Linked DNA regions of Homo sapiens: region 1 is linked to region 2. The links are chromatin loops, found by intact Hi-C in ENCODE. Cell type or tissue: mammary epithelial cell. All regions are shown on one strand. Each heading gives the region's core, and the rest is flanking DNA. Links, peaks and the distances in the headings are about the cores only.

Region 1 (15,566 bases), core at 3,681-11,680, 180 kb after region 2:
TCTTCTCTTGGCCAATCTGAGCACCACCTATGTTCACAAGCCCACCAAGAGAACCAAGAGAACACAAAACACAGTCACTGGTTAGAGTTGGAGAGAGGGGAAATATCAGTCACAAAAACGTACAAGATTTTCCCAAGTGGCCATAAAAAATTTCCAATGGAATCTAAAGTACTAATAATGAAGAGAAAAATCTCACAATATAGTGTTTTTTGTTTTTAAAGCAGGTTATAAAACAGTATTGACTATAGTCCCACTTCTGTTTATCCACTATTATTCTATGTTTCCTAACTCTACACACACCTAAACTTTCTTCCTTTATTCTCTTCCAGCCGTGCTGGTCTCTGGAGCCAAAAGGAGGGTGGTAGGAGTGGACGGGAGAGATAAGGAAAGGCAAAAGGCAGGCTGAGCAAAACTACCCAGATCCCAGAACGGTGTCCCTGAGTGTGGACAAAGGTCTCAAGGAACATATTCTCTGCATTTCTACTCAAACTTTAAACTAAACAGGTCTTACATTCAGGTGGGGACCTCCCTCCAGAAGTTACTCCTACATCAGAAAAGATGACCCCCTTCTTCCTGATGCTCAGAGCCATCAATACTCCTTTGTCTCTCACCTAGCACCCAATTCATCTGGAAATCCTATTGGCACCACCTTAAATATGTAAACAGAACCTGATCAAGAGCCCCCATGGTCACCCACCTAATTAGGGGGGTGGTGTTGCAGGGCTCCTGCTGTCTCATACAGTGGCCAGAGTTAAGCTTTTCAAACACAAATGGTGTTTGTCCCATCTATCCCCCACCTTCTATCACCTCCCTGAGAATGGCATCCTGCTCTCCTCTGACTGTATCTCTCTGCCCTTGCTATGTAGAATGTGCATCCACCCCAGGGCCTCTCTGCTTGCTCTTTTCTTGGCCAAGAAACACCTCTCCCAACATGCCCTCTGGCTACAGGTCCTCACTTTTCTGGGGCCCCTGCAAGAGAGGGCTTTCTTAAGGCTGGAGGTGAAACAGCATGCCCCAACATCACTAGCCCCTTCCCTTGCCCTGCACAGCCCTAGACCACGCATCCTCTTAGATATTCATTTGTTTGCTTTTGGTCACCCCCACCCCTCTGAAGAATGGGTACTCTATAAGAGCAGGGATTTTCATCTGTTTTGCACAATGTTGCATCCTCAGTGGACAGAACAGTGGCTGGCACATTAAAGAGCATTTTCTGAATATTCGTTGAATGAATGAACAGGGAACATACTAATTAAATATACACCTATAGGAAGCAGGATGTGGGCACTATTTTGAGGGGTAGGGGGCCAAGACCACTTGGCTTCTTTGGTCTGTTTTTCTGTTTCTATTTCTAAAAGCCTCCCATGGCTGCTGGGAAGTGGGAAGGGAACAGAGATTTCTCTAGGAAGGAATGGTGTCTGATTCTGCTCCATCCCTAACTCCTTTCCCCTTAGCCAGGTAACTGCCATTCCCCTTCCTTGAAGACCTTACATGGGAGAGCCTCTGAACTGAACACAGCTGGGAACAATGGCGGAAACTGCCCTAAAAGCTACAGAAGAAAGCAACATGAGAACCCCTTCACATTTCACCCATTTGATACTCACTCAGTGTGCAGGGCCCCACCATGGAAAGGAGGAGTACCCTCTGGGGTATGTCCCAGACCAAGGGAAGAGACTTGTAGAGGTGGGTATTTGGTGGAATCTCCTGCAGAGTGGCTGAGTCCTGCCTGCCAGTGAGCCCCCTCTGAGCACACAATACTACCAATCAATGTCTTGGTGACTTCTTAAAATAGAACGGCAAACCAAGAAAAGCCTTGAGCCTGAAAGACTAAAACTAACTGTAAACCAAAAATAAAATTCTAAGCCCCCCAATTGACTGAATGGACCCCCTCAGCCAAGGGGATTCCAAAGAAACCTGAAAAAAAAGTTCAGACCATGACAAGGAGTAGGGTTAGACGTACCTCATTATACCCTCCTCCCTTTGCAGTTCAGGCACAGCTGACAAGCATTAACTTTGAAACAGAGATCTTAAGACTAACAAAGCAGATTATTTGTAGCAATAAGATACACAATTCCAACCTGGCTCCAGCATAGGATCACATGACAGATAGCAGGTCCTGAAAAAATTCAAAGTATTTTACCATAAAATATGCTTATTTGGCATATTTTGGAAAGTGGTCTCTTGTGGGGGAAATTTGCATTCTGTAGAGAATCTCCTTCCCTTGTTTTTTTCTAGAGAGTCTGGTACCTTTTAAAGTTCTGAATAGGAAACATTTGCCTTCTGAGTAGGAAAACATTTGCCATCTATTGCCTCAAAGAGTGGTCACCTATGAGACTTCATCTACATAGTAAGAATCTTGATTTCCACAACCCCTTATCTTTACTCAGACACCACTTTCTATTGATTCCAGGTCTTTAGCTAATAGCTTAAGAAGTGATATCTTTTATTAAATAGGGAATTCTTTCCCCATTGCTTGTTTTTGTCAGGTTTGTCAAAGATCAGAGGTTGTAGATGTGTGATGTTATTTCTGAGGCCTCTGTTCTGTTCTATTGGTCTATATATCTCTTTTGGTACCAGTACTATGCTGTTTTGGTTACTGTAACCTTGTAGTATAATTTGAAGTTAGGTAGCATCATGCCTCCAGCTTTGTTCTTTTTGCTTAGGATTGTCTTGACCATATGGGCTCTTTTTTGGTTCCATCTGAAATTTAAAGTAGTTTTTCCTATTCTGTGAAGAAAGTCAATGGTAGCTTGATGGAAATAGCATTTTCATGATATTGAATCTTCCTATCATGAGCATGAAATGTTTTTCCATTTGCTTGTGTCCTCTAGTTCAACCATTGTGGAAGACAGTGTGGCAATTCCTCAAGGATCTAAAACTAGATATACCATTTGACCCAGCAATCCCATTACTGGGTATATACCCAAAGGATTATAAATCATTAAACTATAAAGATATATGCACATGTATATTTATTGCAGCACTATTCACAATAGCAAAGACTTGGAACCAACCCAAATGCCCATCAAGGATAGACTGGATAAAGAAAATGTGGCACATATACACCATGGAATGCTATGCAGCCATAAAAAAGAATGAGTTCATGTCCTTTGCGGGGACATGGATGAAGCTGGAAACCATCATTCTTAGCAAACTAACACAGGAACAGAAATCCAAACACCGCATGTTCTCACTCATAAGTGGGAGTTGAACAATGAGAACATATTGGCCAGGGAGGGGAACATCACACACTGGGGTCTGTCAGGGAGTGGCGGCAAGGGGAGGGATAGCATCAGGAGAAATACCTAATGTAGATGACAGGTTGATGGGTGCAGCAAACCACCATGGCACATGTATACCTATGTAACAAACCTGCACGTTCTGCACATGTATCACAGAACTTGAGTATAATAAAAATACATAAAAAAATAAAAATTAAAAAAAAAGATTTGATATCTCATCTCTCCCTAAAACACATAAAACCAAGCTGTAACCCAACCACCTTGGGCACATGTTCTCAGGACCTCTGAAAGCTGTGTCATGGGCCATGGCCCTCATATTTAGCTGAGAATAAATCTCTTCAAATATTTTATAGAATTTCATAGTTTTCATCGACATAACCCAAAAGAAAAGAAGACTTGGAAGAAATATAAATAATAGAAAGAATAGAATGGAATACATGAACACATGTTATACATCAGAGAAACAAAGAATATACTGTATCTATAATATTAGAATGATACTAAAAAAACAAAACAAAAGAAATGGGAATATTCAGAGAATAAAGAAGAGCTCTTTGAAACATTAAGAAAATGGTAGCAGAATTTTTTAAAAATAATAACAGACCTATAATCCCAGCACTTTGGAAGGCTGAGGCAGATGGATCACCTGAGGTCAGGAGTTCTAGACCAGCCTGACCAACATGGTGAAACCCCATCTCTACTAAAAACACAAAAATTAGCTGGGTGTGGTGGCAGATGCCTGTAATCCCAGCTACTTGGAAGGCTGAGGCAGGAGAATCACTTAAACCCTGGAGGTGGAGGTTGCAGTGAGCAGAGACCACACCACTGCACTCCAGCCTGGGTGACAGAGTGAGACTCTGTCTCAATATAATAATAACGACAACAACAACAACAGAAGAACTAATATAAAATTGGTAGAATCTTCTGAAAAGTAGATAGCAACAAAGATAAGGAAAATAGGAGATAATGAATAAGAAAACTAGAGGCTCAGCCTAAGGTCTGATAGGAGTTCAACACTTGGGGAAAAGGCAGAGAAAATGGAGGAGAGGAGATTACAAAAACAAAAAACAACAACAAAAAAAACCTGATGTAAAAGTTTTCCAAAGACAAACAGATCTGAGCTTTCAGACTGAAGAGCATGGCAATTGCTCAGCACAAATGCATGAAAACAGACCCACACCAAAGCCCACTGCTGAGAAATTGAGAACCCAGGAATGAAGAGAAGATTCTAAAACTTCCCAGAGAGAAAATACAGGCCACAAACAGGAAGTTAGGAACTGGAGCAGCATTCAATTTCAAAACACCAACTCTAGAACTGAAAGGAAAGTGGAGTAAAGCCTTCAAATGTCTAAGGGGATTCATTTCTAACCTAGAATTCTATTCCAAGCCAAACAAATTTGAGGATAGATTAAAGACATTTTCAGGCATACAAGTTCTCCTTTTTAAAGAAAAAAATATTCCCAGGGCTCTTTATTAGGAAACTAGTATGGAATGTCTGCCTCCAAGACAAAAGAGCAAGCCACAAAAGATGAGAAGGGCTCTAGAAAGCAGGAGTCCAATGTAGGAGAAGGGAGAATTTATTCCCAGGATGACGGTGAAGGAAGATCCCAACTTAACAACTGGGCAGCAGTTAGACAAGAAAAATAAGCAGTGCAGAATAAAGCTAGAGGACAGAAGCTGAAAGAACCTGCCAAGAAAAACAAGGACCTGGGGGATGATCAGTAAGGGATGTAAGGGGTTCTGGCCAAATTTGAGGATTAGATAGTGACAAGTACAAAGACAACAGAAAAAGGTAGGTAGTTGTGAACTCCAGGAAAAACAAAAAGTTGCATAAGAAAGGACATGATATCACAGGAAGACAGTGTTTTTCAGTTATGACTCATGTAAATATTGCCAAAATATATCCAAGAATATATAAATGTAGAATGCCAATCTGACTCAATTATAACATTACACTTTAAGAGGCTGTGGTGCAGGGAGGCAGGAGGAGACTGGTGCTGAGAAAGCTGGGGGATGTTTTGGATATTTCGTGGAGGGTGGCCTTCAGATAATGCCAACAATTCTAAATCAACACATAGTAGCACATCTTTGTTATTGAGAAAAGATGAAATATCAGAAAAAAATAAACAACTGAAATTGATTTACCTTTTGAGAGTGGAAATGGGGATGAGGAAGTGAGAAACAAGGGATTATTGTTTTCATCATAAGCCTCCTAGGACCAAGGACCACTAGATCCTTTAAACTATAGACACGTATTACTTTGATAAACATTTAAAATAACAACAGAAAGTCACAATGGAAATCACCATGCATATGCCAAAAATTGTTGAATCTTCAATTATATAAAGAACAAAGCACAAAATTAAAATCAACAAGAAGAAAATTATGTCCTAGAGAATTTCCTACCCAAGTCTAGCTTACTTTCTCCTCAGTGAATAGCTTTGTCATTGTTTTGCTAATTTAATGTAAATCCTGAGACATCATCATACAAAGTTGAACATGTATGTCACATAGTGCTGTGTCTTAGGACCTGTCATAGTGTCTGGCATCTCATAGCTCCTCAAGGAATATTTGTGGACTTGAAGTAAAGTGACAGGAGCCTCCTTGTGTCCGAGATTCCTCAGATTTTTCTCAGAGATTCCTTTAAGAACCATCTCCATGAAAATCATTTCTGAACTTTCTATAAAACTTCACAAAACATTAGTCATTAATTTGCTTAATGTTCCCTTCAGAAGGATCCACAAGATAAATTCCTCTCTGAATTTAACACCCCAAAAAAGTCAGCCTTCTGAAGAAATGGTGTCTAGCAATGAGAATTATATAACTTGTCCTTAGCTTTAGCTCCTAGGGCTGAAAGTTTTGTGTCTACTTCAGGTAGGTTAATAACTGGAAGGACCTTCAAGCTGATGAACACTCTTTGAGTTTTTGTTAATGCTTATTCAGGAGATGAAAAGTGATTTATTCTCTTCCTTTTCTAATGTCAATTTTAAGTGGATATTTATTCTCTAGGACATGAGTTGCATTTTTTTTACTTTTTTATAGACCTGTTTGTTCGAACAGGTCTGTGAGAAAGTAAATTGTAGGAAAGTGTTCACTTATTTTTCTATATGCATAATCAAGTATCGGAATGCTCAAGAATTTGTATCACAGCTAAGATACTGCCACTGTAGGAACTTGGGTCTGAAGTCTCTCTTCCTATGTTTGACCAGCTGGGTAGAACGTGCATTTACTGGTCTTGGTGGTGGATGCAGAACCAGCACAGGGAGCTCAGCCCCTCAGGAACTCCTAGGACATCTTCTTGGTGTGGCTTCTGCCCTCAGGGCAGACTTAGGATGGTGGGTTGGCAAGACATTCTCTAGTTTATTTTTTATAGAAACTCCTGTTCTCAGTAGACTGACTCTTGTCCAGCCAGTTGATGATTGCATTGTACTTGTCTTGAAGTTTCTCCTCTTCCACAGTGGCCTTCTGATTGAGAGCACAGGAGTTCAGTGAATGGTTGAAACCCAGCTTGCCTCTGTGCTTCTCCTCTTCTGCCTGTGCCTCTCATCTTCTTGCTCCATGAACTCAGTATCTTCCTTTCTCAAAGACATCCTTTGTCTTCAACAATCACAAACTTCTTCTCTTTGCCTGTGCTCTGCTCTGCTGACACACGGGGCTTCCCATAGGCCTCAGAGTCATAGTTTAGATCAACTTGAAGAATGCTGTGGACCCTCAGGCAGGTTGTCATTGGTCATTGATTGCTGTCTCATTTTCATAAATCTGAGTAAGTGTATGATGCTGGTTGTCTGAGAAGCAATAAAGTCTGCACTGCTTAGTGGCCCAGCAGATCAGAACAGAAATAATTCCAACAGAGACTTCTATTCCAAAGATCCTTGAGAAAAAAAAAAAAAATCCTAAACATTGCTAGATCTGTGCCAGATTAAATTGTGGTCCAGACAGCTTTATCTAAGTGACAGTCTCATCCTATCATTGAGAAGTCCCACGTAGGTTTCTTATTCTTTGACATATGACAGAGTGCCCCACTAGGGTGATGTTATAAATCTGTGACCTCCTGGGCATGGTGGATCATGCCTGTAATCCCAGCACTTTGGGAGGCCGAGGCAGGTGGGTCACCTGAAGTCAGGAGTTCGAGACCAGCCTGACCAATATGGTGAAACCCCGTCTCTACTAAAAATACAAAAATTAGTTGGAAGTCTTGGCATACACCTGTAGTCCCAGCTACTCAGGAGGCTGAGACAGGAGAAATGCTTGAACCTGGGAGGCAGAGGTTGCAGTGAGACAAGATCATGCCACTGCACTCCAGCCTGGGCGACAGAGCAAGACTCCATCTCAAAAAAATAAAATAAAATGCAATATACAAATAAATAAATAAATCTGTGACTTGATGAGTTTGCTGTTTTGAAGGGCTCAGGTACCAGGGGCCAGTGGACAAGAGACCATTCAGTTCTTCAAGCTGAGGATGGATATGGAGAATCAGTTGCTTTATGGGGCAGGAGGGCTCAATCATATTCATGGTTAGATGCTTGCAGTAAGTGTGGAGGTAACAGAAATCCCTTTTGGTTTTTTCACACTTGAGTTTGGCAATGACATCATTGACCATTCAGTTGTCAAAGTCTTCTTTAACTCAAGTGGATTTGCTCAGATGAAGATTTGACATAAAAGATACCATCTTCAGAAGGGAGAATAGATACATCAAAATGCCACTTCCACCTTCGAAGATCAATATAACTCTTTTAACATCAACCTTCTTGTCTAAGCCATGAACAGATGCAGTGAACATTGTCTCATTGATGATTCTGAGCACAGTGAGACTGTTCATGCTTCCAATTAAGAGATGAAATAAGCAGACCCATGATGACAAAACAGTAACAATCCTCCCAGAGGTAGCTTCTGCAATCTTCTCCATGTTTTTCAGAAACGTAAAAGACACCTTCTTGGGATGGAAGCTTTCATTCCCTCACGTGTACTGTACCTGGGATTACTGCCACACGCCACCACCACCACCATCATGTAAGCCCCACCCAAATATCCAAACAGATCCTTAGTGATGAAATGGTCTTGGTAAGCTTCAACCACAGTTTGTTTCATTGCACTATCACTGATCATCCAATCAATTGTTTCGTGCTGGTGAGGACCACAAAGCTTGGGATGGTCCTGTTTTCCTGATCATTGCCTGGATTTCCATGTCCCCCTGCTGGAAGATACCCACATAGCAATATATGGTGCCAGGACCAACAACCTCAGATCCATGTGATATCATTGCTAGTCCTCACCCAGGAGAGCACCAGGCTCCAGGAGGATGGGTCTGGTTGTTCAGCAAGTGGTGTAAAAAAAACAGGAGCTCTGTGTGCTGAGTAGAATAAACAAAAACTGATTTTTGACAAATAAAACATTTATATCTCTTTATATTCTAAACTAGATATTTATTTCACACTAGACATAACATTACATTTTAACTCTTCAAAATTATTTTGCATCTGACAGTTTTCCCGTCACTCATAACTGAAGTGCATTAGTCACACTTATTAAGAGTAGAGATGATTTTACGTAGCTAAAGGGTCTTCTTCCTAATAGCCTCAGAAATGCTTTTCTTTTTACCTTTCATGTTGGCCACACACAAAAAAAATCCCAATTTTCTTATAGCTCTTGTTCTCATTTCTATTTTCTTTTATAATTTTTAAAATTATGTCTCGTCTTTTAAGAGTTAGGTGAGTGCAAAAGTAATTGTGGTTTTTTGAATTGTTGGAATTTGCCATTTGATATTGGAATACATCTTTTAAAAATGTGGTTATGTTATACATTGTTTTAATAGGCATTTCTTGCTTTATGTCTTTTTGCTAATGACTTATTACTTGCTGTTTATTTTTGTGTTTATTTTAGACTATGGAAATGCTGTTAGACAAAAAGCAAATTCTAGCGATTTTCTTATTCGAGTTCAAAATGGGTCATAAAGCAGTGGAGACAACTCACAACATCAACAACACATTTGGCCCAGGAACTGCTAAAGAACGAACAGTGCAGTGGTGCTTCAAGGAGTTATGCAAAGGAGACAAGAGCCTTGAAGATCAGGAGCATAGTGACTGGCCATCAGAAGTTGACAATGACCAATTGAGAGAAATTATCGAAGCTGATCCTCTTACAACTACACCAGAAGTTGCCAAAGAATTCAACATCGACCTGTCTGTAGTCCTTCGGCATTTGAAGCAAATTGGAAAGTTTAAAAAGCTCAATAAGTGGATGCCTCGCGAGCTGAGCGAAAAAAAACAAACAAACATCGTTTTGAAGTGTCATCTTCTCTTATTCTATGCAACAACAACGAACCATTTCTTGATCAGATTGTGACATGCGACGAAAAGTAGATTTTATAGGACAACCAGTGATGACCAGCTCAGTGGTTAGACCAAGAAGAAGCTCCAAAGAACTTCCCAAAACCAAACTTGCACCAAAAAATGGTCATGGTCACTGGTGGTCTGCTGCTGATCTGATCCACTATAGCTTTCTGAATTCTGGCAAAATCATGACATCTGAGAAGTATGCTCAGCAAATTGATGGATGCACCAAAAACTGCAACACTTACAGCTGGCATTGGTCAACAGAAATGGCCAATTCTTCACAACAATGCCCTACCGCACACCACACAACAAAGGCTTCAAAAGTTGAACGAATTGTGCTACGAAGTTTTGCTTCATCTGCCATATTCACCTGATCTCTCACCAACCAACTACTACTTCTTCAAGCATCTCAACAACAGGTCTCATCTTTTAAGAGGAATCTTAAATGTTTTAAGTTTAAAAAAATAACATAAATGACTCATTCCTATGAAACAGGATGACACCATTTGTTTTTTGGCTCCAGGATTTCCAGAGACTACATCAGCCCCCTTCCAACAAATTTCTGTTTGTTGGAATCTAGTTAAAGGCAAGCCTGTTATTGTGCAAAGTTCTCAGCAGAGACAGATCTAGGCCAAAGAGAAACTATTTCTCCATGTTTTGTTTTGTTTTCTTCAGGAAGGTGACATCTGCTTCTGCAGGAATAGCATCTTATCTACACTCTTTTCTTCACCTGTGTGAAGAGTTGCATAGGGAAACCTGAATTAATTAACTGTGCCATATTTCCAATTTATTCCAGGGATGTTTATGACTTCTTTATGAATTGGTACCTGCTTCTTGCTCTGGCTCTTTTTTCTAGAACAGAGCCTGGTATATATTAAATCCTTAGTAATTGTTGCTATATGGTTGCAATTTTTTTTTTTTTTTTTTTTTTTTTTGCCATTCTGCTTTGCTCTCTTTTGCCTATACTCTTGAATTTTCTCACTTTCTTCCTCGCTCCCTCCTGTGATTGCTCCTTTGCACACTGTGTTTCCTGAGATAACTTACATGTAATTGTGGCCAGCAAAACTGGAGTCAAGGGACACCCATAGTTTACGAATGGTGGCAGAAAATGTGGTATTTAAACAAGGGTTGGGATAGAGTCACCTAACGGATTCATTAGTCAGTGTATTAGTCCATTTTCATACTGCTATGAAGAAATACTCAAGACTGGGTAATTTATAGAGAAAAAGAGATTTAATGGACTCATAGTTCCACATGGCTGGGGAGGCCTCACAATCATGGCAGAAAGTGAAGGGGGAGCACAGGCATGTCTTACATGGCAGCAGGCAAGACAGCATGTGCAGGGGAACTGCCCTGTATAAAACCATCAGATCTCATGACACTTACTCACTATCACAAGAACCACGAGAACAGCATAGGAAAAACCCCCACGGGGTCCCTCGCATGACACATGGGGATTATGGGGGCTACAATTCAAGATGAGATTTGGGTGAGGACACAGCCAAACCATATCAGTTAGGAAGCTGTCCCTTAAATGGAGGACAAAGTGATTTCCCAAGAACTGCTTCTTCTCATCAGAGGATCTTAAGCAACAGAGAGAGTTTAACTCCTGACTTCACCCACAATAGTAGGAGGCTGGGTCCTTGGCTCATCAACAATCCAGTCATGAGGAGGGAGCAAAGGACAGGCATGTGTGTGTCAGCCAGAAGATGGATATAACCAGAGGTTTTCCCCCTGACATCAAGAGATACAGAGAGGTGAAGGTCCAGACTGTGGTGGAATTATGTCCAGTGACACAGAATTTTGTGCTAGGCACTGAGAACAGAGAGCTAAATGGAATTGACACAGTCCTTGACATCACAGTGCTTACCATCTTGGCAAAAAATAAAGAAAGATATATAGACATTTATTTCTGATGTATGACTGAATGATCCGGGGACTCCCCATTCCCCTGCTGAAACAAACAAGCAAATCCTGAATAAAATATCATTGAAAATGCACTAATAGCCTGGGAAAAAAAATAATGTCCTCCAAGAATTCATGTCTTCCCAATACCTTGTGAAGGGAAGTAAGGTATATAACTAACAAACTAGCAGAGGTGGGAAATGAAATAGGAAAACTACTCAATAATAAATCCAAAGAAAGGGAGAAAGGAGGGGGAAACATAGAAAAGGGAGGATAATAGAAAGTACAAATAAATATGGTAGAAATAAATCCAAATATATTAATAACTACAATTTTTGAAGGGAATGTGATACTACAGGTTTAAAAATATCAAATTACATTTTTAGATCAGACTAGATTTTTTTTAAATCCACCTACCTCTACTTACAAGAGGCACACCAAATTATATGTCAACAAAGATATTGAAAGTAAAAGGTTGAAAAAAATATACCAGGACAATGTTAAACAAAAATTAAACTATGGTATGTAATTAATAACAGATAAATCAACCTTAGAAAAGTATTACTAGAGATAAGAGTATCTTAGTCCATTTGTGCTGCTATAACAAAAATACCTGAGACTGGGTAATTTATCAAGAACAGAAATGTATTTCCTGCAGTCCTGGAGAACAGGAAGTCCAAGATCAAGACTTCTGTCTGGGCGCGGTGGGTCATGCCTGTAATCCCAGCACTTTGGAAGGCTGAGGCAGGCAGTCACGAGGTCAGGAGTTCGAGACCAGGCTGGCCGGCATGGTGAAACTCTGTCTCTACTAAAAATACAAAAATTAGCCGGGCATGGTAGTATGTGCCTGTAGTCCCAGCTACTGAGGAGGCTGAGGCAGGAGAATCGCTTGAACCCAGGAGGTGGAGGTAGTGGTGAGCCAAGATCACGCCACTGCACTCCAGCCTAGCGACAGAGTGAGACTCCATCTAAAAAAAAAAAAAAAAAAAAAAAAAATCCATACTTCCACAGGCTCAGCATCCCCTGAGGGCTGCTCTCTACTTCCAAGGTGACGCCCTGTCGCTGCATCCTCCAATGTGGACAAACACCACATCCTCTCTTTGCATGACAAAAGAGATAGAAGGGGAAAGAGAGCTGAACAACGCATGAAGCCTTTTTTATAAAGGTCACTCACATGACTTAATCACCTTTAAAGGCCCCACCTATTACCATCACATTGCTGATTAAGTTTCAGCACATGAATTTGGCAGAGGTGTGCCATATAATGCTAAAAGTACAGTTCATCCAGTAGATGTACCCATTAACAAAGCTTAAAAATATAGACAACAAAAATTTGACAGAACTACAAATAGAAACAAAAATAGCCTGTAATCCCTGCACTTTTGGGGCTGAAGCAGGAGAATGGCTTCAGGCCAGGAGTTCAAGACCAGCCTGGGTAACACAGTGAGAACCAATTTCTGTTTAAAAAAAAAATACCAAAATTGGCCAGGTGTGGTGGCATGCACCTGTAGTCCCTGCTACTTGGGAGGCAAAGATGGAAGAATCACCTGAGCCCAGGAGTTCGAGGCTGCAGTGAACTCTGATCACGCCACCGCACTCTAGCCTGGGCAACAATGAGATCCTATTTCTCAAAAAAAAGAAAAGAAACAAAAATATCCACTTTTATAGTGGGAGATTTTAACATACTTCCCTCAATAATTAATTGACCAAACAGATGGTTAACGTTAGGTCTAGGGCATAGAAAATACAAGCCTGAAATATTTTATTGTGCCAAGAAATACGGATGTTCTCACAGAATGATGGGAGTATGTCAAAAGAACACAGGAGCCAGTTTGAAGAAGCTTCCACTGGTCAAGTCTGGGATAATTTGAACATCAAAATTTTAAAAATAGGCCAGGTACAGTGGCTCACGCCTGTAATCCCAACACTTTGAGAGGCCAAGACAGGCAGATCACTTGAGCCCAGGATTTTGAGACCAGCCTGGGCAACACGGTGAAACCCTATCTCTACAAAATATACAAAAAATTAGCCAAGCATGGTGGCGCACACCTGCAGTCTCAGCTACTCAGGAGGCTGAGAGATGGGAGGATCACTTGGGAGGTCAAGGCTGCAGTGAGCTGTGATCGTGCCACTGCACTCCAGTCTGGGTGACAGAGTGAGACCCTGTCTCAAAAAAAAAAACAAAAACAAACAAAAAATTGTTAGTGATAGTAATGGAGTATAAGTCTCTGAGAAAAATAGTAATCAATTATCTGAATTAATTACTAAATGCTAACTAATTACTAATTGCTAATTAATTACTAATTTACTGAGCACTGACTATGTACCAGGAGAGTGCCTGGCACCTAGTAAGTGCTCAGTAAATTATAACTGCTTTTATTCTCATTTTGTTATTTGGATATATTATTACTTCTCCCAAATCTTTGGGGCATGCAAAGATTTTTAAGGTGCTAAGGTTTTTAATCAGTCTGTTATACTGTTTTATAAACTGTTACTAAGATAAAATTTTAAAAAAACAGTGTTGAGTAAAATTAATTGAATCAGTAATGATTAATTACTAATTAATTAGTAAAAGTTAGGGAGAAGCTCTTCCTCACAGTAGAATGCCAACTATTAAAGCTAAAAGAAATTATGGGATTAGAAAAATCACAGTTTAGCAACCAACACAGTCTTACTAATTCAAGCAAAAACTATCAGCAGATGAAAATTCTGGAGGGGCAAGTCTGATAAGGAATTAGAATATTTGTATAGTCTCAAAGTGTCTCCCCACATGCTACTTACTCCTTATTAACAAATAAGTTCCTCACACTTAATCAGTTTATTGAACAGCAGAGAAGCCTGACCAACATCATCTTGACTGGGTGATAAAAGAACTTAGTATGCCTAGTAATGGCACACACTGCCAACATCCACATTCCTCCTGATAGAAAACACTGAGACAGACACAGTCTCAGTTCTGTGAGATTCCTGCCAAAAATGCACCACCTGAATTAAATTATGAGAAAACATCAGACAAGCACACGTTGGGAGATGTACAAAGTAACAGGCCTGGATGCTTCAAGAATGTCAAGATTAGAAAAAGACAAGGAATTGGATGGAGACTGAAGAGGCATACCTACCAGGTGCAAAGCTTGATCCTGACTTGCATCCTGGCCTACGGAGGGCACTGTAGGGACAATTAGATGGGGTCTGGAGGATTTGATGGTGTAATGTATCAGTGTTAATTTCCTGATTTTCAGAGCTGAGCCCCACATGCAGAAAATTCCTTGCATGAAGAAAACTGAAGTGTTAAGGGGTAATGAGCCATCATGCCTGCAGCTTATTCTCAGTGCAGCCACTACCAATTGATTGGAGCTAACCCATCAGGAAAAACGCTCTCTGCCATTTTAGAACTATGTGACCTTGCAGTTTTCCTTCCTACCTGCATTTAATTATTATCATGACCAGATTTCCCAGTATCAACAAACACATTCATAGGAGAGATGGGGATAAAATTTGACTTTCCAAATACCTAAGGCTGATTTTGAGATGTGCTGCTATAGAAATAAATGAGAAAAAGAAGTGAAAAACTTAGGAGGAATGGAAATAATCTCTGAGAATAAAACCACCCACGCCTCTCATTTTGCAAAATGCCCCTTGCCTGAAACTGATGTGCTTTCTTCTGCCATAGACCTCAGTCACAATGGGTCTTCTTGCTTTAAAGGCAAATAACCTTCATATGGCGTGACTTCCCAAATACTGGTTATGCTCCTAAAATTCTCCATTACAAGTGAATTCCTAGCACTTCCTAGACAGCATGCTGTCGTGGAAAGAGGAGACTAGGGTCAGTCTGTCTGAGCTCCATGCCCAGCTCACCCAATTCTCAGCTGTGAGACCAGGGACAAGTGACTTCCTATTGCCCAGGTCAGCCTCTCATCTAGAAAGCAGGGTAAATACAAATGGCCTCAGAAGATTTATGAGGCTGCAATGCAGCCCCACTGTGGGCTGAGTGGTAGAGTGCCTGGCACATATAGCTGCTTTTATTCTCATTTTGTTATTTGGATACATTATTACTTATCCCAAATCATTTGGAGCATGAAAAGATGTTTAG
Region 2 (15,566 bases), core at 2,727-10,726:
ATGTCATCAGTAATTTGTTCCTTTTTACCATTGAGTTGTGTTCCATTGTGTGGCTAACCCTAATCTGTCTCTCCCTTCCCTGATGATTGACATTTGGGTGGTTTCCAGTTTGGGGCTTTTACAAATAAAGCTGTGATGAGCAGTTGTGTATCAGCCTTTGTACAGACATTTGCTTTATTTTCTTTTGGGTAAATACCTAAAAGAGGAATGGCTGGGTCATAAGGTAGGTGTATGTTTAAGGTTTTAAGAAACTGTCAAACTGTTTCCAAATTGTTTGTATCATTTTCACATTCCTCCCAGCAGAGTGTGAGTGTTCTGATTTCTCCACATTCCTGCCAGTGCTTGACATGGCTAGTATTTTGAAGTATAGCCATTCTAGCGGTGATGTAGCGGTATCTGACTGCGGCTTTAATTTGCATTCCCCAGGAGCTGGGTTCCTAACCACTGCTGAATTGTGCCTCTCCAAGCCTTGGCCTCCTCCAGAATCATCATGAGAATTTTATGCCTGCCTCACAGGGGTTCTGAGGCGTGAGTGAAGTATCCATTCATTCTCTGCCCCATCTAATCATTACCTCTCCCAGGTGTTTTGAATTTTACCAATAGCCATGTTGGAGAGGGAATGAGAATCAGGCTTCTCTGGTTTTTATAAAAACCGATATGATAGAGTATCCATTCATTCTCTGCCCCATCTAATCATTACCTCTCCCAGGTATTTTGAATTTTACCAATAGCCATGTTGGAGAGGGAATGAGAATCAGGCTTCTCTGGTTTTTATAAAAATCGATATGATAGGCCGGGCCTGGTGGCTCACGCCTGTAATCCCAGCACTTTGGGAGGCCAAGGCAGGCAAATAACCAGGCCAGGAGGTTGAGACCAGCCTGGCCAACATAGAAAAACCCCATCTCTACTAAAAATACAAAAAATTAGCTGGGCATGGTGGTGGACACCTGTAATCGCAGCTACTCGGGAGACTGAGGCAGGAGACTCGCTTGAACTCGGGAGGTAAAGGTTGCAGTGAGCTGAGATCACGCCACTGCACTCCAGCCCAGGGTGACAGAGTGAGACTCTGTCTCAAAAAACAAAAACAAAAAGAAAATTGATATGCTATATCAATAATTGCCTATAGCAAGAGTCCACAAAAGATGTCAAAAAATGTCGGCAATATTGACACTAAGAAAATTCCCTGGATGCTGGAGCACAAGTCATTGTTTCCTTGTCACCATTTCTGCTACTCAACCCAATGCACAAGTTGAGGAAGAGATGCATTACCTTCCGGTTTCACCTCACTGCAATTCCAGAGAAGTCAGAGCCCTGCCCTTGAGGAGTGCATGAATCAGAGGGAAGGCAAACACCTCCTGCAGACACAGGACACAGCAGGCACCTGGAAGTACCGTGCCTTGAACTGAGAGACTCAGGGAAGGCTTTATGGATCAGGAGCTCCTAGAAGAAAGAGTAGACGTTTTCCCTCATGTGATAGTGTAGAGAATCCTGGGAGAGGGACCGTGTGTGTGAAGGCCAGGGGGCCAGGGTAAGTGGGAGTGTTTCTGAAGCAATCACAAACCATTCAGGGGGCCTGAACCAATTGACCATGCTAAGATTGATTTTTCATCGTAGAGGCTAAGAGGACATTTTTGAGAACTTTGACCATGTTTTAGGAAGATCAGAGTGGCAGCAGTTTGCAGAATGGGAGAAGGGGATGAACAGCAGTGAGTGAACGAGTGACTGCATAGTCTAACCCTTGATCACAAGGGTTAGACCAAGACTGCTGCAGTTGTCCAGGGAAAGAGGTATTCATGGGCCTGAACTAAGTCAGTGATGGTGGAGAGAGAGAAGGGAGCCAGTCGAGTTCTAGGAGAGCTGAAAACATTGGCCGCTGATCACATGAGAAGGCAGAGGGACCCATTTCTGCTGTGGATACTGGACATCCACTGAAGTGTGAAATGCAGAGCTTAGTGAGGAAGAGGAAGCACTGGAGGGATGTCCCTGCGTGCTTCCCAATGTATACACCCCAAACCCAGGCCCTTCATCACTTGTATGGGGAAGCGATGAAGGGCCTGGGTTTGGGGTGTGTACACTGGGAGGCACCTAGGGGCATCCCTTGGACAATGGCATGGTGTCTGCAGCTCAGAACAGCTTGGACTGTTGAGAGTCATAGGACACGGGAGAACAGCAACGCCAGGGGTAACGGTGAGATTGCCCAGGGCGGTGGGCAAGAAGTCCGAGGAAGAGGAGCCTCCAGAGGACTTTAGGGGGCACTGGTGGGAGAGAGAGGAAGGAAAGAGACCTCCAAATTCCAGTCAACATGGGGGAGTCAGAGTTAAACAAACCTGTAAATCGTTAAGTGGATAGAAGCACAGAGAGGAGGGCCGAGACTGGAGCTCTCCCACAACGGGAGCCCGGAAGGGCAGATGCAGGGGCCGTTACTTCAGCTCTGACCGGGTGGGATCCAATGGCCCCAGGGAGGCTGCAGGGCAAGGTTGGACACCCTTCATGAGACCAAGGGCTATGGTTATATTCTCTCACTCGTGAAAGAAACTCAAATTCTCTGCCCCCCTGGGATGGCAGCCAGAATGTAGCTGCGGGTCTGTGATGAAGGAAAAGGCAGACAAACAACAGCGGATCGGGATCTTGGCATTTGGAACTGCTTACCAGTTCCAGGATCGAAGCTGCCATGAACTCTTGGGGTGAGAACCCTGAACTGCTAATAACGCTCTTCCTCTGAGTCTTGGTCTCTTGGAGATCTGACTGAGGATACCTGAAATTATCAAACAGGAAAAGGTGATGCCTGCAGGAGAGAAAATACGGCTCCTATGCCAAACGAGCCCATAAATGAGCGTTATAAAGAATCTCCCAAAATCAGATGCCCCAGAAGAAAGACACGAAGTTAACAAATTGGAGAATACACACCTGGAAAAAAATAGAAAAATAGTGAAAACTGAAAAGGACTTTAATAGTGTGTGTTTAAAATCCTCAGAAAGTTTTAAAAAAAGTGACAGCAACTGTAAATAAGAACAGGGAGTTATGAAACAAAAACATAGCACTCAGGAATCAAGATCAATATGGATCCATTGATCAATGATCAATAAAGATCAATTTCAAAATCTGGAAAAAAAAGGTAGTTTTGAAATCAAAGCCCGCCGCAATGAGGTAAACAATAAGCTGGAAAAAAGTTGATGAGCGACTTTGTAAGACAGAATTGCAGAAATCAATCAAAATGCAGCACAGAGAGATAAAGAGAGAGAGAAATATGAAAGAGAAGTAAAGCGATGTGGAGAAGATACTGAAAAGCTCCGTACATATGAAACAGAATAGAATCAGTAGGGTCATGGCTAATTATTTCCAGAAGGGAAGGAAAATAAGAGCTCCTCAGACTAAAAGAACAAGTCGAGGGCCAAGTAAGATAAACACACAAACAAAATTCCATATTTAGATGTATCAGAGTGAAACTACAGATCAGAGATGATAAATACAATTTCAAACTACCAGAAAGAAAACACATTTTAGCCTAGGGAATGGCTATCTGTTCGAGAGCATCTTCATCAGCAAAAAAGAGGCCAGAAAACAATGGAGCAAAATGTTGAGGGAAAACATCTAACAATGCAATATTCTCTGCTCAACTCAAACGTCTTTTAAGAGTTACGGTGGCCCCTCTCCCCTCTCCCCTCTCCCCTCTCCCCTCTCCCCTCTCCCCTCTCCACGGTCTCCTTCCATGGTCTCCCCCTGATGCCGAGCCGAAGCTGGACTGTACTGCTGCGATCTCGGCTCACTGCAACCTCCCTGCCTGATTCTCCTGCCTCAGCCTGCCGAGTGCCTGCGATTGCAGGCGCGCGCCGCCACGCCTGACTGGTTTTCGTATTTTTTTGGTGGAGACGGGGTTTCGCTGTGTTGGCCGGGCTGGTCTCCAGCTCCTAACCGCGAGTGATGCACCAGCCTCGGCCTCCCGAGGTGCCGGGATTGCAGACGGAGTCTCGTTCACTCAGTGCTCAATGGCGCCCAGGCTGGAGTGCAGTGGCGTGATCTCGGCTCGCTACAACCTCCACCTCCCAGCCGCCTGCCTTGGCCTCCCAAAGAGCCGAGATTGCAGCCTCTGCCGGTCCGCCACCCCGTCTGGGAAGTGAGGAGCGTCTCTGCCTGGCCGCCCATCGTCTGGGATATGAGGAGCCCCTCTGCCTGGCTGCCCAGTCTGGAAAGTGAGGAGCGTCTCTGCCCGGCCGCCATCCCATCTAGGAAGCGAGGAGCGCCTCTTCCCCGCCGCCATCCCATCTAGGAAGTGAGGAGCGTCTCTGCCCGGCCGCCCATCGTCTGAGAGGTGGGGAGCACCTCTGCCCCGCCGCCCTGTCTGGGATGTGAGGAGCGTCTCTGCCCGGCCGCCCCGTCTGAGAAGTGAGGAAACCCTCTGCCTGGCAACCGCCCCGTCTGAGAAGTGAGGAGCCCCTCCGTCCAGCAGCCACCCCGTCTGGGAAGTGAGGAGCGTCTCCGCCCGGCTGCCACCCCGTCCGGCCGGGGGGGAGGTCAGCCCCCCGCCTGGCTAGCCGCCCCGTCCGGGAGGTGAGGGGCTCCTCTGCCCGGCCGCCCCTACTGGGAAGTGAGGAGCACCTCTGCCCGGCCACGACCCCGTCTGGGAGGTGTGCCCAGCGGCTCATTGGGGATGGGCCATGATGACAATGGCGGTTTTGTGGAATAGAAAGGCGGGAAGGGTGGGGAAAAAATTGAGAAATCGGATGGTTGCCGGGTCTGTGTGGATAGAAGTAGACATAAGAGACTCCATTTTGCTCTGTACTAAGAGAAATTATTCTGCCTTGAGATGCTGTTAATCTATAACCTTACCCCCAACCCTATGCTCCCTGAAAACATGTGCTGTGTCCACTCAGGGTTAAATGGATTAAGGGCGGTGCAAGATGTGCTTTGTTAAACAGATGGTTGAAGGCAGCATGCTCGTTAAGAGTCATCACCACTCCCTAATCTTAAGTACCCAGGGACACAAACACTGCGGAAGGCCGCAGGGTCCTCTGCCTAGGAAAACCAGAGACCTTTGTTCACTTGTTTATCTGCTGACCTTCCCTCCACTATTGTCCTATGACCCTGCCAAATCCCCTTCTGCGAGAAACACCCAAGAATGATCAATAAAAAAAAAAATAAATAAATAAATAAAAAAAAAGAGTTACGGTGGCCAAGCGCGGCGGCTCACACCTGTAATCCCAGCACTATGGGAGGCCGAGGCGGGTGGATCAACTGAGGTCAGGAGTTTAAAATCAGCCTGGCCAATATGGCGAAACACCATCTGTACTAAAAATACAAAAAAAAAAATTGGCCAGGCGTGGTGGCCTGTGCCTGTAATCCCAGCTACTGAGGAGGCTGAGGCACAAGAATCGCTTGAACCTGGGAGATGGAGGTCGCGGTGAGCCGAGATCGCACCACTGCTCCAGGCTGGGCCACAGAGCAAGACTCTGTCTCAAGAAAAAAAAAAAAAAAAGAGTTACGGCAATATAGAAATATTTCTAGGCATACAAGTACTATAATTCTGATTATCTGCTCAACATGGCGAAATGAGCAGACCTCAAGCAGTAGTAACATGAGAAACGAGAGGAGAATGTAGATGAGAGTTTAAAAGTTCTTGATTTTGATCTGGGTGGTGGACTTGACATTATTCACATTTATGTATGTTTGTTCCAGGCCACAACAAAAAAGTTTATTTTTTCTTTTTCTTTTTCTCTTTTTTTTGAGATGGAGTCTTGCTCTGTCGCCCTGGCTAGAGTCCAATGGCACGATCTTGGCTCACTGCAACCTCCGCCTCCCGGGTTCAAGCGATCCTCCTGCCTCAGCCTCCTGAGTAGCTGGGATTATAGGCATGAGCCACCACACCTGGCTAATTTTTGTATTTTTAGTAGAGACGGGGTTTCACCATGCTGGTCAGGCTGGTCTCAAACTCCTGACCTCGTGATCTGCCCGCCTCGGCCTCCCAAAGTGCTGGGATTTATTTATTTTTTCAAAAGCTAGGTTCTTTGTCTCATTCAGAAGAATCTGCTTCCATTTAGATTTTGGCTTCAGGAAGACACATGGCATTGGAGGGGGCATTTTCCTAATGGGGCTCTTCTCATCATGTGGATCGCTCGATGGCAAAACAAAGCTGCTCCCTGGGTTGTCTTTGGTTCTTCAAGTGCTCTGAATTGGATGTGTGGTTTTTTTCCTTTTGGCAATGCCAAGATCTAGTCTATAATCACATTCATTTTGCACATGGCAATAAACACTCGATTAAAGTTTCCAGCTCCCAAGATCAGAATCCACTAACTAGCTGAACACAAAGCTGACATAATTACCTTCCTTGGAACACTGGTTTAGAACAGCAAATTACAGTCATTCAATTATCCACAGGAGGGCTCTGCTGATGTTCCAAACGCAGAAAGAGAAGCTTGGGTAGAAGGATAAGGAAATAATTTGGGGGAGAATGTGGACTAAACCTTTACAGTTTAAACAACATTTCAATAAACTATAAGATTCAAGAGAGTGCCACATCTGATTCAAATTAACCTTCAGCTTCCTGCTGCTGTACACATTTATAGAAACACATGAAACACATTGGTACCAAAGAATAAAAGTGTTTTTCTGCAAACTAGTAATCTGAAAGTAAATGGAATGATTTCAGCAGCAACAACCTGGTTTTCTGATTTTTTCATTTCCCCAATTTTATTTAAACAGTCTAGTAACTGAAGAAAGGGCATCTAGGAAGGTAAGAATTGGTAGAGTGATTATTTTTTTCTTTCTCTCTTTCTCTCTCTTGCCCACCTACACATTTGCTCACAAGGCTATTAATAGTAAAAGACTACTATTGCATGTCAATCTCTGACATTTGGATTCAATGTAAAATTGTGGTTTTATGCTTCTCTACCCCAAACTGAACCTTCCCACTCAGTCCAGGGCTAAACAGATGGGGCCTGCAGACCTCTTTTGCTGTATCTGCAGTGAAGGACTATGGCCTTGGCTCATTAACAGGCAGCTCCAAGTGAGAGTACAAGCCAGGGCCTAGACCAGGCAAGAACAACTATCCTCACTCCAATTTTGCCATCGGGAGGCAAGTCCCTCCAGGAGTCTGCCATCCTTGCAATGCTTCTTTGATTGAGCAGAAGTACTGTAAAAAGTGCCACTGCTATGGACCAGTGAAAAAAATAAGAGTATTCTGTGTATATCAACTGTGGACCAACCAGATAGCTTTACCAACATTATGCTTTAGGTGTGACAAAAAGTTGTGGGTTTTTTTTTTTTTCTATGTGCGTGTGTGTGTTTTTTTTTTTTTTTTTTTTTTTTTTTTTTTTTTTTTTTTTTTTTTTTTGAGACAGGGTCTCACTCTGTCACAGGCTGGAGTGCAGTGGTACAGTCTGGGCTCACTGCAGCCTCGACCTCCCAGGCTCAAGTGAGCCTCCTGAATAGCTGGGACTACAGGTACCTGCCACCATGCCTGGCTAATTTTTTGTATTTTTTTTGTAGAGACCGGGTTTCACGATGTTGCCCAAGCTGGTCTTTGAACTCCTGGGCTCAAGCAATCCTCCCACCTCGGACTCCCAAAGTGCTGGGGATTATAGGCATGAACCACTGTGCCCAGCCAAAAAGTTTTATTTTTGTTCAAATTATTTTTCCTAGCCTTAGCTTACTTGACCACTGCTGTGTAACTTCACCACTACCACTATCAACAACAACATGTACCCTCAGCCTTCCACAAACACCCAGCATAGCAACCTAGCTAGTAGTTTTCGTCTTTTAAAAAATGTCCGTCCCGTTTCTGTTCCATTATTCACAGTGAAAGGAGTCAAAACAGGAGAATAGGGAAGTCGGAGGAAATTGACAGTCTATCCCTTTGATCCTTCTTAACCAGGGAACAGAACAATGACCTTGCTGGAGGGAACCGCGTTACCAGGGAACAATGACCTAAATAACTCTGACACTGGGTGAAAATGTGGAGGATTCCAGACATCTGAGGTTGAGATGAGCTGGATGGTTTAGTGCTTAAGCATGGCTAGCACCAGACTGACATCAGTTCAGTAATATTCCTTCCTACACTGAAGGTGAGTGAAAACATCTCCCATGAACCCTTGGTGCAGACTTCACAACATCTTGCTGTGTCTGTTTTCTTTTTAAACACAAAGTTTCTTATTTTTTCAAACTTTTCATTTCAAAATAATTCGATATTCAGAGGAAGTTGCAAAGATTGTATAGAGAGGTACTATGTAACCTTCACCTGTCTCCCCCAGTGTGACACAGTACTATGCAAACACAATATGATTACAGTCCAATTTCCACGATATGAATTGCAGTACAATTTCAACATCAGGCAATTGGTGTTGGTGCAATCCACAGGCCTTATTCACCAGTTCCACAAGCACTTATTTGTGTGTGTGTGTGTGTGTGTGTGTGTGTGGTTTGGGCACATGTGTAGATTCATACCCCCACCCACCACCACAATGAAGATACAGAGTTGTTTCATCAGCACAGAGATTCCTCTTGTGCTGTCAAGTTTCTTAACATGTTGATGTTCACCTAGTTTGGTAATAAGATTGGGTTCTTGCTGAAATAACACATCGAACATAGGGTGTACTGTTCTTATGAAGACCTCACATAAAATCCTTTGCCCTGGGACAAATGTGCTTCTTCCCACCTGGATACAGTTTACCCTAATTCAAGACAAAAATTGTGAAAAGGAAATAATCAATCTTGAGGTTTTTGTCTTCATCCAATCAAGCACCCAGCACTATTAAGACTTCCTCCAAAACACACTGAATTCCATGCAGTCTTTCCATCCCATTGGCATGGTCATTGTTCAGGATGCAAATGTCTTTTCCCTGGATCAATGTGACAGACATCCATCCAAATGGCAGCTCTGCCTCCATTCGTGTTCCCCTGCAGCAATCCAGCCACCACCATACGGCCACAGGGCTCCTTTAAAAGGGCCAATCATGTCACATCAGCCCCTCTCCCAACCAGTCCTGTTTAATAAAACTTAATGCTCCTCCCATGGATCTTGTGAGCAAATTTAAACTCCAGCTGGTGGCTCATGAGACCGCTTGCTATCAGCCCTGCTATCAACCCCCTGCCAATCCTTGCAGTGGCCTTCACCTCTCCTCCCCTGATGTCCAGCAACACTGGATTTCCTGTGCCCTTGGGTTGGGTGTGCTCTCTTCACATCTGGGCCACCCATGTGATGCTGACCACCCCATTCTCTCTCCTATTGCCCCCGGATCGCTGCTCATCCTTCTAATGTCAGCTTCGACACCACTTCCTCCAAAAACCCTTCTTCAGCTTCCCAAGTGTGTGCTACATGCCTCTCTGTGTGCATCCTGGGGCGAGGGTTCCACGGGACCCTCAGCACAGTGTGTGATCTTGGCCACCAAATATCGGGGTCCACCTGCAGCCTTTAAGCTCCAGCCACACAAAGACGCTTCTCACTTGTTTACCTTTGCATTCTGATGAAAATGACACCCAGACATAAGATGCCCTTATTGGGACAGGGAAAAGTGAGGACAATGTGGGAAAGTTCAAGAATGAGGCCTGAGAAACCCATATAAGGAGGAGAATGAGGGATTCAGCCTCTTGACAGGGAATGTCCTCATTCTTACGGTATCATCCCACCATTACCCACTGATTTCAGAGGGAGGATGTGCTTCCGATGGAGACGCTCTGTAGCAGCTCCTTCGTCGAGTGATGGAATGCAGCCACCCAGCATACATGCCTCTGGGTGGGGCCCTGTGAAGACAGCAGTGTCACCAATGGAGTGTTGCCAGCCAGGGTATTTGAATCTGATCAAGAGAAAACAATCAGACAAATCTAGAGGAAGGCCGTCTTCATGACAGCTGGTCTGGACCCTCTAAATAGGTCAACAGTATGAAAAGCAAAAGATGAGGTGGCTATTCTTGATTTTCTAAAATAGAGATGAATAGCAGCCAAATACAATGCTTGATTTAAAAAAACACTGTAAAATATTTTTGGGACAATGGGGACTTGAACATGGAGTGGCTTTCAGATGATTTCATGGGATTCTTGTTAGTCTCCTTACGTGGGATCATTGTACTGGGGTCATGTGGATGGCGCTTATTCACTGGAGACTGGTGCATACTTAGGGATAAAGATCACAATGTCTGCAACTTACTTTCAAATGATTCATCAATAAATATATTTTGTCTCTGTGCACACATATGTGTGTATGCACACAAATGTCAAATGCATATGTGGCAAAATGTTAACAATTGGTGAATCTAAGATGCAATGTTCATTTTATTATTCTTCTTATTATTATTTTGAACAGAGTCTCACTCTGTCACCCCGGCTGGAGTGCAGTGGTGCGATCTCAGCTCACTGCAACCTCCGCCTCCCGGGTTCAAGCGATTCTCCTGCTTCAGCCTCCTGAGTAGCTAGGACTACAGGCACGGGCCACCACGCCTGGCTAATTTTTTGTATTTTTAGTAGAGGTGAGGTTTCACCATGTTAGCCAGGCTGGTCTCGATCTCCTGACCTCATGATCCGCCTACCTCAGCCCATTATATTATTTTTAAACTTCTCTGTAGGTCTGAACATATTCAAAGGAAAAAGTTGGAACAAGAAAGAGTGACTCAGGATGGAAACCTTGCCACCAAGGTGGGGTTACGTGGGGTCTGTGCCTTGAGTAGTAATGCATAACCCAGAAATCAGCCCTAAGCAGAGACACTGAGGACAATGGCGCGTGTTGGGCACTGCACAACCCTAAAGGAGCCATTTACATAGACAATCGTGTCAATGATGCTTCCCCCCATACCCTGTTCAACTGTCCACAGTCATCTGTGCCTAGAGGCAGTATATGCTGAACTAGACCGAAGCCTAGAGTGGCCAGATTCTGCATGCAGGAGTGGGGATTGGAGTAAACTAAATCAGTGTTTTCCAAGGTGTAGATCATGAGGGATTACTAAGTATTCTCTGAGACTGGAGGCGTTGTGAGGGCAGGCTGTGTATGGCTTTCTTCTGTTTCACCAGTGCAGAGCCCAGTATTTAGCACAAAATAGGGAGTCAATAATTTTTGTTTTTGCAATAACAAGTTAACTGCTACCAAATACATTTAAGAAATAGTGCATGAAACAGGATTGCTAGAATAAGATTTCTCAGAGACTTTGATACAGTAAATCCATGGGTGAATCTCCAAAAGGAGAACACAGGAGGCAATGTTCCTGAAACTAGCTCAACATGGAAACCTTCAACCACAAAGTGGCTCACAGGCATATTGCTATGTCCTGGATGCAACGTGTAAAATGTATTTCTTGTGGGTCATGGTCGAGAAAGTTTTAAATTTCCATTTTTAGAAAAAAGTCCATGAGTGTTTGTTGCTGAGATTTCTTGAGCTTCCTTCTTCTGCTCTTTCCATGGCTAACTATTTAGCTAGCTGTCAAGCCTCCTGCTGCTGTCTTCCCTTTCTTGCTTCAGTAAATCTGAGTCTGCTGCCACCCAAGAGCTGTGAAGTTTCTGCTGCTCCTCTTCAGTGGTTCCACGGTTCCATTTGCTGCACTATTGAGAAACTTTCTCAGTTTCTGGTCACAGGAACTAACTTAAATCAGCTGAGACACAAAAAGACAATTTATCGGTTTATGTGATCAAAAAGTCTGGTCATGGCCTAAAAATAAATCATAACATTTCTGTTTCTCTCTCCATTTCTCTGCCAGTGTCTTCATGTGGCTTCCGGAGGCCCCAGACTCATGTCCTATTAGTTTAGAGGTCTGACCCTGAGAGGCAGAAAGAAAGCACTTATCTCTACAGATCTGCTGGGAAGGTCTTGGGGAAGAATGTCACTAGTCAAGCATGAGTGGGATGCCTGTCCCTAAGCCAATCACTCCAGCCAGAGCAATGGGGTGCTCTGATTGTCAGGCCTGGGGTTTGTCCCACCATTGTAACAGGATGGGATGACAGCCAGCCCACCCAAACCACAGGAAATGGGTTCCCCACGGGAAGACACTTTCCTCTACCAAAAGAAAGGAGAAGCGATGTCGGGCAGACAAAACCAATGGATATCTAGTGTTAGCGCTAGTGATGGGCCAAATACTATTAAAACCCAGACAGTGCCCTTTAATGAGCAATTCAGAAGCTTACGAAAAAGGAGAGGGTGATGGGATTTGCCCAGGACCGCTTGGGTGGAAAGCTCATTGTTCCAGAGAAAATTCCATGCAGTTGATGATGAAGTCCCTCATTTACCAGAGATAAAATCTCGAGCCACTGGCGAATAGTTCAAATAACCATTCTGCCAAGCAACTGCCTACACATACACGTTGACTGAATGCAAACTTTTACACCATTTCCCTCTGAAACCAAGAGGAGTCATTCCAATAGGCTAGATTGATGTTCTTTTCCTCAAAGGGCTCACAATCTAAGGAAAGAGACAGCAAATCAAACAAGTACAGAGCATTTTAATAAGGGCTTTGAGAGGAGAAGATAAGGGGGTCTAGAAAGGAAGAAGGTCCTTACCAACAGAGAACCCAGAAAAAACCACAGGAACCTCATAGAAGCAGGTGAGTCCCATGGCTAGAGTGAGGGTGCCTGCTCTAGGCTACCCTGGACAGGTAGTGTTCTGCCTCCCATGGACGGTACTCTCTGTAAGACGTCCAGACATGACAAAGAGCATTCAGAGGAAGACATTCTGAAGAATGGATAAATCAAGTCTGTGCTATATGGGAAACTGTTGCAGAATGATAGTCTTGAAAATTTATTTGAAGGGCTGCCATAGGGGAAAGGGATTTGACTTGTGTTAGAGTTTCCAGGAGCGCTGCAGTGAGCCTGTCCCTGGAACAACACAGGGAGTCATGCTTTGCTTCTAGAGAAGGAAGCACTTTCCAATAAAAGGCCATCCTGGAAAGGCATGAGATCTTTAGGGAGAAAATGATTTGACTATAACTGAAGGTGTTTAAGAACAGACTGAATGGCCACTTGGCAGAGATGTATATTCAAGCACTGGGTTAGGGGTAGGCTGATGAGATGCAGCTTTAAGAGCCTTGAGATAGTAAAATTTTCACCAACACTCAGAAACCTGTTGCTGTAAGCACGTATGCATGATCTTTAATATGTTGTCCATTTAGAGCCTTCATAGCAAGTACTGCAGGAATGTTTGCCTTACAAATAAAAGCTATGCAAAGGCCTCTATGCTTTATGCTTTCCTAGAACTCCTCCCCCATCAGCAATGTATGCAAAGCCGCCACCAATATAATCTGCTGGGTTCGTAGCTATGTTGACGGCTTCTAATTCTGCAGAGAGGCAGCATAACACAGGGTGTATGTAAATGACATGGAATGCAACATGTGTAAGGAGCCCAGGCTAGAGCTTTGCACCTTCCTTGTCATGACACATCAGTGAACTATTTTTCATTCACTGGGGCCTCTTCTTGTTCCTCTTCTCTGTCTGTGTAATTGTTGGATGGGGGAGTGGTGTGTACAGAGTGGTATAAAGGAAAGTGAATTCTCCCATGAAAAAAGCAACTTTGTCCCTCTCATCCGTGCCTTTAGGAAAGTCGCTTCACCTCTTCCTTTCCTTCTTCAAAGTGAGGATCAAGGAGATGAGTTTGAAAGAGCTTTGAATTTCTCAGTATGAATATTTTCCAGTTATCTTGTGTTTAATTTTGCACTCTGTCAACCTCCCCTATACATACCCAAAGTTATCTCAAATGTAAACCTGAGTTTTAGTCTGCATGCCCTAAAGAGGAACTGATTTGAGGAAGTTGAGTAGGGGTAGAGAGAAAGGTGGAGCTGAAGACGAGGGTTGGAGGAAGTGGAAACACAGCTTGGCAGGCTCCACAAATGACAGGAACTTATTATAACAATGGGAATATAGTTTATACTCAGTGATATACTCCCATCAAAGACACATGCCCCACGTGGCTGCTGGGGATGGTTGCATGGTTGCCAGGGGTGCCCGCTCTCCTCCGCTATGAGCTGAGGGGGTGCTGGCAGGCCTAGTGCCTCCTCACAGCAGGATGCTGGAGTCTCCCAAGCCCCAGCTTATATACCCCCATTTCCCGCACCAACCATGAGGGGATGCACTGAGGGTGGATGAACGACTGACCTGGGAAAGATCCTCTCCCAGAAAGCGGTGCCAGTTGGGCCTTCTAAACTTTCTGGCCATTCCCTGGGTGGGGGCACAGAAATGATGTCTGTTCAGAGTCTGTCTAGGGTCACATGCACAGCTTCCTCCCAGACCCCAAGCTTGTTCTGAGATAAAGAATCTGGATGGGTTAGGAACCCAGAGGTTCCCAAACTCCATATACGGTCCCTTTCCCACTGAGAACCAAAATTATTTCCCCTGCATGGCAAGAGACGCTCCTTAAACCACATGCCAATAATATTCCACACTCTCATAAACATTCTACTTTGCCCTCACCACTCTGAAATGCTAGGAGGCTCTGCTAGCAGGTGCTTTCTCTGACTCTGATAGGAATAAACTTAGCTCCATCTTATCAGCAACGTGTTTTCGTAATATTTTCAGAGCCAGCATTCAATACCTCTCTCTCTTCTGGAGGTCTGGCAAGTTCAAACTTTATCCTCTCCTCTACAAATCTTCTGTGCTAAGGTTTATTGCACTAAAAGTGTTTCAGAGGTCTTTCCTCCTCCCCTCTTATGTGGGAGACCAAGTTGCAGTCATAGGAAAATTATGGACTTGCCTTAGGCAATTAAGATGATATTCTCTATTTTTCTGAGTTGAGAAAAAAAGACATGTTGAGAACTTCTGTCCAAACAAGATGGCATAACATAATTCCTTTCTTTCATCCTTGCTAAGCACAACTATAAATTCTGAACATAACTCAAGGGACAACCAATGGAGAACTCTGAGAGATGGTAAGAAGGCGGTAAGTTGAATTGGGACCCAAGAAGTAGAGGAACAGCCCAGCAATAGGACCTTTTACATCCCACTCTCAACAGAGAAGGTGACTTGGCATTTTATCACCCCTGGCTAGCAGCAGAAGGCAGCACAGGTAGACTCACTCCTCCCTGGAATCAGATAGGAGTCCTTTTGATGACATCACAGCCTGATGCTTATTGGAAAGGGGGTCCTTTGGGAGCCCCACCCACAATAAGTGTCTAGGGAAGCTCTGTTCTTCCCCTCAGGTCCTGAGCTTCCCCTCCTCGTGGTGAGACACAGGAGCAGCGGGTGGGACTGGCAAAAAAAAGGGGAACAGCTGCATAAAATGGCCCAGGACATGTCTTCATCCCCACAGGTCTAAAAGATGCCTCCCTCGCTGCGGGACACTGTATTAGTCTCTTCCCACACTGCTAATGAAGACACACCCGAGACTGGGTGATTTGCAAAGAAAACTTAATGGACTCACAGTTCCACATGGCTGGGAAGGCCTCACAATCATGGCGGACGGCAAGGAGAGAGTGTGTACAGGGGAACTCCCCTTTATATAACCATCAGATTTCGGGAGACTTATTCACTATCATGAGAACAGCATGGGAAAGACACGCCCCCATGATTCAATTACCTCCCACAAGGTCCCTCCCACAACATGTGGGAATTATGGGAGCTACAATTCAAGATGAGATTTGGGTGGGACACAGCTAAACTGTATCAGACAC

What was found. A loop is a pair of places that touch in the nucleus more often than their neighbours do. Peaks named below come from ENCODE experiments on the same cell type or tissue, not always from the same donor. Only the 100,000 strongest peaks of a DNase experiment are listed, where the experiment ranks them.
Region 1: a loop joins it to region 2, with 2.9 times the contacts of the local background. A loop is called at or near these places in 2 of 110 quality-filtered maps.

The regions. Positions count from the first base shown.
Region 1 is chr2:234,737,108-234,752,673 of GRCh38, forward strand. It overlaps the pseudogene HSPA8P10. Among named protein-coding and RNA genes, the nearest start is that of LINC01173, 62 kb to the left of the region's middle. In mammary epithelial cell, for the core only: a CTCF peak has its summit at 8,438; no DNase peak of the experiment used is centred there.
Region 2 is chr2:234,558,486-234,574,051 of GRCh38, forward strand. No RefSeq gene overlaps it. Among named protein-coding and RNA genes, the nearest start is that of ARL4C, 69 kb to the left of the region's middle. RefSeq lists an enhancer at 4,248-4,991. In mammary epithelial cell, for the core only: a CTCF peak has its summit at 6,375 (motif pointing right); no DNase peak of the experiment used is centred there.